Linked DNA regions of Homo sapiens: region 2 is linked to region 1. Evidence: read pairs that join two places in POLR2A ChIA-PET (ENCODE). Cell type or tissue: GM12878. All regions are shown on one strand. Links, peaks and the distances in the headings refer to the core of each region. The heading gives the core; the rest is flanking DNA. Region 1 has its middle 5.4 kb from the start of RIPOR3. Region 2 has its middle 7.1 kb from the start of PTPN1.

Region 1 (4,390 bases), core at 201-4,200:
AACTCCTGACCTCAAATGATCCACCCGCCTCAGCCTCCCAAAGTGCTGGGATTACAGGTGTGAGACACTACACCTGGCCGTGGGTCCTTATTTATATGTCTGTCTCCCACTGGAGTATTTCTTCCTTTAAAAAATTTTTTTTGAGACGGGGTTTTGCCGTCACCCAGGCTACAGTGCATGGTTCCATCACAGCTCACTGCAGGCTCCACTCCTCAGGCTCAAGATTCTCTCACTTCAGCCTCCTGAGTAGCTGGGACCATAGGCACGTGCCACCATGCCTGGCTAATTTTTTTTTTTTTTTTTTTTTTTTGAGATGGAGTTTCCCTCATGTTGTCCAAACTGGAGTGCAGTGGCACGATCTCGGCTCACTGCAACCTCTGCCTCCCAGGTTCAAGCAATTCTGCCTCAGCCTCCCGAGTAACTGGGATTACAGGTGCGTGCCACCACCCCAGCTAAGTTTTTGTATTTTTAGTAGAAACGGGGTTTCACCATGTTAACCAGGCTGGCCTCGAACTCCCGACCTCACATGATCTGCCTGCCTCGGCCTCCCAAAGTGCTGGAATTACAGGTGTGAGCCACCGTGCTTGGCTGCCCGGCTAATTTTTAAAAAGTATTTGTTGAGATGGGGGTCTTGCTATGTTGCCCAGGCTGGTCTCAAACTCCTGGGCTCAAGTAATCTTCCTGCCTTGGCTTCCCAAAGTGCTGGGATTACAGGTGTTGGCCACTCTTGAGTATTTCTTCCTTGTTCTAGACTCTGGGATGAATATTCCTGCCCTCTTAACAGGATGAGAATGCTCTAGGATGAATAGAGGTGCAGAAATCATTTGACAGTGTGAGAAATGCTGCAGCATTTGGAGAGTGTATGCATGTGGAGGCTTGGGAGAGGGAGAGGGACTCTCTGGTTGTCAAGGGGTGGGAGATGAAAGTTGGTCCCTCGACTCACTACAAGGCTTACAGATGCTTTGAGCTCTTGAAATGCCCTCTGCACTCTCCAAGGACACCTATGTGGGGGAACCCTCATGGATGGTGAAGCTTCTGGGGTAATGGAGAGTGGGTGTGGGTGCTCAGGGACTTGCGAGGTCGTTTAATATCATCCCAGGCCAGGCACCACCTGTAATCCCAGCACTTTGGGAGGCCGAGGCAGAAGGATCACTTGAGGCCAGGAGTTTGAGACCAACTTGGGCAACATGGTGAGACTTCATCTCTAAAATATATATATAGTCCGGCCGGGGTGGCTCATGCCTGTAATCCCAACATTTTGGGAGGCTGAGGCAGGTGGATCACCTGGGGTCAGAAGTTCAAGACCAGCCTAGCCAACATGGCAAAACCCCGTCTCTACTAAAAGCCGGGTGTGGTGGTGGACGCCTGTAATCCCTGCTACTCAGGAGGCTGAGGCAGGAGAATCACTTGAACCTGGGAGGCAGAGATTGCAGTGAGCCAAGATCTCACCACTGCACTTCAGCCTGGGTGACAGAGCGAGATTCTGTCTCAAAAAAATAAAAAGAAGGCCGGGTGCAGTGGCTCACGTCTGTAATCCCAGCACTTTGGGAGGCCGAGGCAGGTGGATCACCTGAGGTCAGGAGTTCGAAGCCAGCTTGGCCAACACGGTGAAACCCCATCTCTACTAAAAATACAAAAAATGGCTGGGCCTGGTGGCAGACGCCTGTAATCTCAGCTACTTAGGAGACTGAGGCAGGAGAATTGCTGGAACCTGGGAGGTGGAGGTTGCAGTGAGCCAAGATCTCACCATTGCACCCCAGCCCGGGCCGACAACAGCGAGACTCCGTCTCTCTCTCTCTCTCTTTCTCTTTCTCTTTCTCTCTCTCTGTATATATATATATGTATATTTAAAATTAGCCAGGCACGGTGGTTTCAGCCTGTAGTCCCAGCTATTCAGGAGGCTGAGATGAGAGAATTACTTGAGCCAGGAGTTCAAGGACCCTGTCTCTTTAAAAAAAAAAAAAATCATTTCAGTTGTCCCTGCTATTTGCCAGGCTATCTTGTAGCCTAGGGTCCACCAAATGCCACCAACTCAGGTCCCACCTTCACAACTTTGGCCATATTCATTTGCAACCTGGGCTCTTATGTACTTAATATTTGTATTTAAATTGATTAACGTCCTCCCCCTACAATTTTTCATTTTGACAAATTTCAAACCTACAGGAAAATTGAAAGAATAGTGTGAAAAACATCCATATAGCCCCTTAGCTAGATTCACCAATTGTTAACATTTTTGCCACAATTTGCTTTTTCTTTTCTTTCTTCTTTTTTTTTTTTTTTTGAGACAGGGTCTTGCTCCGTTGCCCAGCAGACCCTGCACAGACACTGCCCAAGCTGGAGTGCAGTGGCACAATCATGGCTCACTGCAGCCTCAACCTCCCAGGTTCAACTGATCCTCCCACCTCAGCCTCCTAAGTAGCTGGAACTACACCTAAGTTTTTGTATTTTTTTTTTTAATAGAGGCAGGGTTTTTCCATTTTGCCCAGGCTGGTCTCAAACTCCAGGGACTCAAGAGAGCCTCCCTTGGTCTCCCAAAGTGCTGGTATTACAAGTGTGAGCCACCTCGCCTAGCTTACAATTTGCTTTCTCTTTATTTCTCTCCATATATACACTTAAAAAAAAACATAGATTTATGGTAGGGGGCACTAAAGGTACTTAAATAAGCTTTCTTTCTTTCTTTTATTTTTTTTTTTGAGAGGGAGTCTTGCTGTGTCACCCAGGCTGGAGTGCAGTGGCACGATATTGGCTCACTGCAACCTCTGCCTCCCAGGCTCAAGCAATTCTGCCTCAACCTCCCAAGTAGCTGGGCCCGCGCCATCACACCCGACTAAGTATTGTATTTTAAGTAGAGATGGGGGTTTCACCATGTTGGCCAGGTTGGTCTTGAACTCCTGACCTTAGGTGATCCACCTGCCTCGGTCTCCCAAAGTGCTGGGATTACAGGGGTGGGCCACTGCAACCAGGCTTAAATAAGCTTTCTATTTCAGAATAGTTTTAGATTTACAAAAAAGTTGCAAAGATAGTACAGAGGGCTCTATCCACCCTCTACGGATTTCTTATTGTTTTTCTTAACTGTTCATCGTACATTACTATGGTACATTTGTCAAGACCAATGAACCATTATAGTTACACTATTGTTAATTTAACTTTATACTTTATTAGGATTTTGTTAGCTTTTCCCTTATCTGGTGGATTCACTTTTAAACTGGAAAAAAAACAACACCAAAAAAATAGAATGTTCATGGAAAACCATGATCAATTGCCAAACACAGTTCTAGCTAGATGCTGTTAGCAGTGGAATGACCTAAGCGTGGGGCCGGCTTTCTCTTTGTTAAAAAGGGAGATTGGCCAATGTTAGGTGTTAAAGACAGGCTAGCTCAAGCTGAGACTTTCTCCCGGCCAAATGGCATTGAACCAGCATGGTCATAGGAGGGAAATGGCTTTCTCACTATGAGATTCAGTGTTTAGTGCCCAGTCTGTGTGTCATCTAAAGTCAGCTTGGGTGGCACCCCTTCGGGAGGCCCACTTTGAGAAACACTGAAAGGTCTGGCTGTGCCACATCCGAAGAAGGCTGGAAACCCAGACCTGAGGCTGCCGGGCTCCAAACCTGGAGCTTCCTTCTGCCCTGGAAGATGGGGTCAGGGCTGGGTGCCCTGATTGGTGGTGGTTGTGGGGGATGGGGGGCTGTGGGGAATATCATTTGTCTTGTCTAGTAACTCCCCTAGCTGTTTTCCCAAAGCTGGCAGGCGTTTAACAAGTGATGGACAGAAAAGAGCACACTGCAGAATTCTATCCACAGCTCCTTGTCATGAACACAAGGGCCATTTATTTGCCCGTCCTGTCGGTGAGATGCATGTGGCCATATATTTAGTCAGTGAGGGGGTGGGAAGTGGCTGAAATGAAATGGCTTTCTCAACTGCCCTTTGCATAATGTCTGAACTTGTTCATATTCATTCCTTGAAAATGCTTCAAAGTGGTTTTTGTGTTTTATTAGTTAGAGTAGGTGATATTGCTTCCTGAAACCAAATCTTTGCTTTCCAATATATATCTGCCGACCTCATTTCCAGGAGACTTCAGCCCACTACAAACTAACTCGATGGCTCTCCTACCCTGAAGGAATTTCACTCTGGAATAAGTCACTGTTGGCTCATGGGTCTGGACATCTAACCGGAGGTGATTCAAACTAGAATGTTTGCAGAATTTCTGGGTTCACCCCTAAGGATTGCTCTTTCTTCCTTATTTCCTTCCTTTCATTTTTTTCTTTTCTTTTCTTTTTTGTCTCTCGCTCTCTTTCTTTTCTTCCTTCCTTTCTTTCTTTCTTTCTTTTCTCTTTCTTTCTTTCTTTTTGGTGGGGGCTGGGGGTGTTCTTTGTTTTTTTTTTTGGGACGGG
Region 2 (4,390 bases), core at 311-4,310, 190 kb after region 1:
CATATCTTTTTGGAGGCCTCCACTCAATCTACTACAGTGGCAGAGAGTGAAACCTTGCCACAAATATTGATCCTGAACGAAACCCCTAATTTCAGGTACCAGCTAATTTGCCCTTCCATTCATTGTGTACATAGCTTTTAATATTTGGGTCATGAAACCCTCCTATGCAAAATCCTCCAACAGTTTCCCATCCTACTTAGAAGAAAACCCAAATCATGTCTAACCCTGGCCCACAAGGCCCACGTGACCTGGCCCGTCACTGTGTCCCCTCGCTTACTTCCCTGCAGTCTCAGGTCTATCTCCAAATATACGGGGCTGGCTCCCAACCCAGCATCTTTGCACCAGCTGTTCCTTCTGCCTGGATCACGCTTCTTGCAGATCTTCTCAGCTTTCAGGTCTCAGGTCAAACGTTACCTCCCCAAACAGGTCTCCCCTGACCACCTTCCCTAAAATAGTCCCCAGTCACTCTCTAGGGGAGGATCCTCCCTTTCCTGTTCTAGCTTCTGGTGGCTCCTAGCACTCATCTGTGTCTTATTTATTTGCTGGCTTGTTTCTTTCTCCTGCCCCTCAATGTCATGTTCTAGGAGGGCAGGGACCTCGACTTCTTGTCTGTTTCCTTGATATTTGGTTGAGAGGAGGAACTTAAGGTCTACTCCGACTCTCTGAGGCTTGGTGTTGATCTGCAAAGCTCTGGCACTTCCCTGCCAAGGCCTGGCCTAGAAGCAGCCATGCCCTGGGATCCTCCAGAGATGTGATGGTGGTGATTGGGAATCTTTAGTGATGACTGGTTAGAAATAGACAAATGATCATGTGACATGATGGCTAAAACCTTTTCCTGGCAGGCATGCCTGAGGAATGGTCTCACGCGGCTTCTCCAGCCTTTCCTTCGTGGATTTAGCTAATGGAGGAAATCAGCACTACAAATCAATGACCCATTAAACTTTTTTAAATGTCCTAAGAGTCGTCAGTGGAGAAGGATGGCTGTTTACCAAGCCTCCAACAGATCACTGACTCCTGACTTAGTGAGGTCAGCAAGTTTCCTGGAAAAATTGGTCCTGATCTTCTTCCTGGGAGATAGCACAGTTTTAAGAGCTTGTGATCCTGAATGAGCCCTACTGAGTCTCTAATGACATGTCACTTCCTCAGAGAGCCCCCTTCTGACCACTTCTAATAAACAGTGCTCTATCACTCTATTCCTTTTTCTTCTTGGCACTTAGCAGGCATTTAATGACTTATTTTTTCCCTAGTGTTACCATGTGATATGATGTTGTATATTTTTATGTGTTTATCATCTGTATCTGCCAGTAAATGTAAACTTCTTAAAGAAAGAGACTAAGTCGATTTGGTTCATTGCTGTTTCCCTGCAATACAGATCATTCCCAGAAGAGCATATCAGTTTTAGAAGGTTCTGGAAATGAACATAACAGGGCTTCTTTGTACATCATAGACTCAGAGTTCAAGAATCCTCAAGGTCATCTAGCTTCCTCCACTCACCACTGGGTACACATAGCCAGGAAGGAAGATGGCTCTTCCCCCCACAAGATTCACCCATGCTCGCCTAAGAGAGTTTGGGCACTTTGACTGGTTGGCTGACTTAGGGACAGCCAGAGACATCCCTGCAATGGAATAAGTAATGGGGAAAAGCCAAGGCCCAAGGCACTAGAAACTGGGTGCACAGAACTCCAACCTTCAGCCATAAACCATGCTAACTAATAGTGTTACCTTTTTTTTTTTTTTTGAGACAGGGTCTCACTTTGTTGCCCCAGGCTGGAGTGCACTGGTACAATCTCGGCTCACTGCAACCTCTGCCTCCCACGTTCAAGTGATTCTCCTACCTCAGCCTCCCAAGGAGCTGGGATTACAGGCACTTGCCACCACGCTTGGCTAATTTATTTTGTATTTTTAGTAAAGATGGAGTTTCACCATGTTGGCCAGGCTGGTCTCAAACTCCTGACCTCAAGTGATCTGCCCGCCTCAGCCTCCCAAAGTGCTGGGATTATAGGCGTGAGCCACCATGCCTGGCCTAAAAGCATTACTTTGAATTTTGTGTTTCCCAACAGCCCTGCAAGCCTGCTGTTTATCCACATTTGAGAGATGAGAAAATAGCTGCTCGGAGAGGCTAAAGAGGTGAAAGCAATGAACACCCAGTACAGAATGCTGGCTTGCATGCTGGATGACAGAGCACCGTGGTACAGAGCTAGGAGCTTCTAACCCCTGAGGCTGCTACTCACTAGCTTGCAGGCCTGGGTCAAGTTGCTAAATGGAAATCCTGGTGTCAGCCTGGATACTTTCCAGTGAGAAAAACCCAACTGAAAAGTGGCTTTCGCAAAACGGGGAATTTACTGGCTCATGAAATTGGGAAGTCCAAAGGAGGCTTCCTTGCTTCAGGCACCGCCAGATCCAGGGCCTCAAACGTCATTGTGACTCTCTCTCTCCCCAGCTCTTTTATGTTTCTTCCCCTGTGCTAGCTTCACTCTCGAGCAGGCTGTCCTCTAGAGCCCCAGCAGCCCCAGGCTCACAGCCTATCAGCTCAGCAGCTCCAGTGGGAAGAGCTTCTTTTCCCTGGTGGACCCTGAGTCCTGGCCTTGAGTCTCATTGATCCAACTGAAGCTCACATGCCATCTCTAATCCAATCCCTCTGCCCAGGGGAGAATTTGTCAATTGAGGAAACTGAGGCTCAGAGAGGCCAGTTATTTAACCAAGGTCATACAGCCAGTAGGTAGTCAAGTGGGATTTAAATCCCTGATTTAATCCCAGATGCAGCCTGATTTCAGCATCTATATTCTCAGCCATGAAGCTATACAGTCTCTCCAAGGACTCCCATGAGCTCTAAAAACAATAGTAATAACAATGAGGATAATAATAACGATAATCATTCATTAACACCACCACTCTGGAGCCTGTACTATTGTGATCTCCATTTGAACCGTGGCACAGAGAGGTTAAGCAACTTGCCCACAGTCACACAGATGAGAAATGGTGGAGTCAGGATTTGAACCCAGTTCAGCTCTATTTGCTGCTTCTAGTTCTGAAACTATATTAAATATATGAGTTCTGCACTATTTCAGAACTCACGGGAAGGTTAACAGCCCAGAATCTCCCACTCACGTCTCTACTGGGCTTCATTTTTACTGGGCTTCATTTTTAATGGGCGACTCCCCTGCCTCTCTACCACCCGGAAGACATTTTAAGCTTTACAGCAAGTCATTAAAAAGAAACAAAAATAAATGCGTAAACATAATCCCACGCTGCCTGTCTGGTAAGAGCAACTTCCCCGGTGGGGGAGGAGGAGGCATTCAGGGGGAACTAGGGGAATCACATGTGTTCTGAGAAAGGAGGGTCAGAGATGTGCGGGAAAGTTCAAGGAGGGAAGTTGGATCCAAAGATGGAAACCGGTCCCAGCTCCATGCTTTCAGCAAAGGAGGAGTCTGGGGAGGGTTTCCAGAGGCCCCTACAACATCCTCCACACTCTAGTTTGCAGGGCTGAGGCTTGCGGGGGCACTTTCACTGTACACATGGTGGTTCTGGGTGTGGGTTCTGGAATTAGGCTGAATTGGGCTCATGTGCCCTTGGGCAAGTTCCTTACCCTCTCCAATCCTTGGTTTTCCATCTTTTACAGAATGCAGGGATGTGATGATTAAATGAGAGTATGTGTGTAAAGCACTCAGCCTGGTCTCTAGTTCACAGCAAGGACTCAAAAATTTTGCTGTTGTTCTACAGTTGTGTAAGTTGCTGAGTGGAAAAAAGCAAGCTACCATCTGTCTTCAGAAGTTTTTCATAATATATATTGCAACCTGCAATTTTACAACCCTATTTTTTGTTCTGCTGCTGTAGGTGAACTTGGCTGGTTTCATGGGTGTGTGTGCAACCTGTGTGATTGCAGAGTCCCGAGCTCAGAAGGGGCCTGCACTTGTTTGCTCTGCTGTCTTTGTCTTGAAATTCTTTTGTTTGTTTGTTTGTTTCTTTGTTTTTGTTTGTTTTTGAGACTGAGTCTCGCTCTGTTGTCCAGGCTGGAGTGCAGTGGCGTGACCTTGGCTCTCTGCAACCTCTGCCTCTTGGGTTAAAGCAATTCTCCTGCCTCAGCCTCTCGAGTAGCTGGGATTACAGGCACCTGCCACCATGCCCGGCTAATTTTTTTTTTTTGTATTTTTAGTAGAGACGGGGTTTCACCATGTTGGCCAGGCTGGTTTTGAACTCCTGATCTCAAGTGATCTGCCCGCCTCGGCCTCCCAAATTGCTAGGATTACAGGTGTGAGCCACCGCACCCAGCCTTGAAATTCTTAATAATTTTTTTTTTTTTGAGATGGAGTCTTGCTCCGTTGCCCAGGCTGGAATGCAGTGGTGCAATCTTGGCTCACTGCAACCTCTGCCTCCCAGTTTCAAGAGATTC

The links. Peaks named below come from ENCODE experiments on the same cell type or tissue, not always from the same donor. Only the 100,000 strongest peaks of a DNase experiment are listed, where the experiment ranks them.
Region 2: POLR2A ChIA-PET joins it to region 1 with 8 read pairs; 5 of 35 experiments call an interaction of 5 or more read pairs at or near these places.

What each region holds. Positions count from the first base shown.
Region 1 is chr20:50,694,697-50,699,086 of GRCh38, reverse strand. No RefSeq gene overlaps it. Among named protein-coding and RNA genes, the nearest start is that of RIPOR3, 5.4 kb to the right of the region's middle. RefSeq lists a silencer at 1,699-1,860. In GM12878, for the core only: no CTCF peak of the experiment used is centred there; no DNase peak of the experiment used is centred there.
Region 2 is chr20:50,501,108-50,505,497 of GRCh38, reverse strand. No RefSeq gene overlaps it. Among named protein-coding and RNA genes, the nearest start is that of PTPN1, 7.1 kb to the left of the region's middle. RefSeq lists an enhancer at 912-1,206. In GM12878, for the core only: a CTCF peak has its summit at 1,157 (motif pointing left); no DNase peak of the experiment used is centred there; H3K27ac peaks cover 1,027 bases.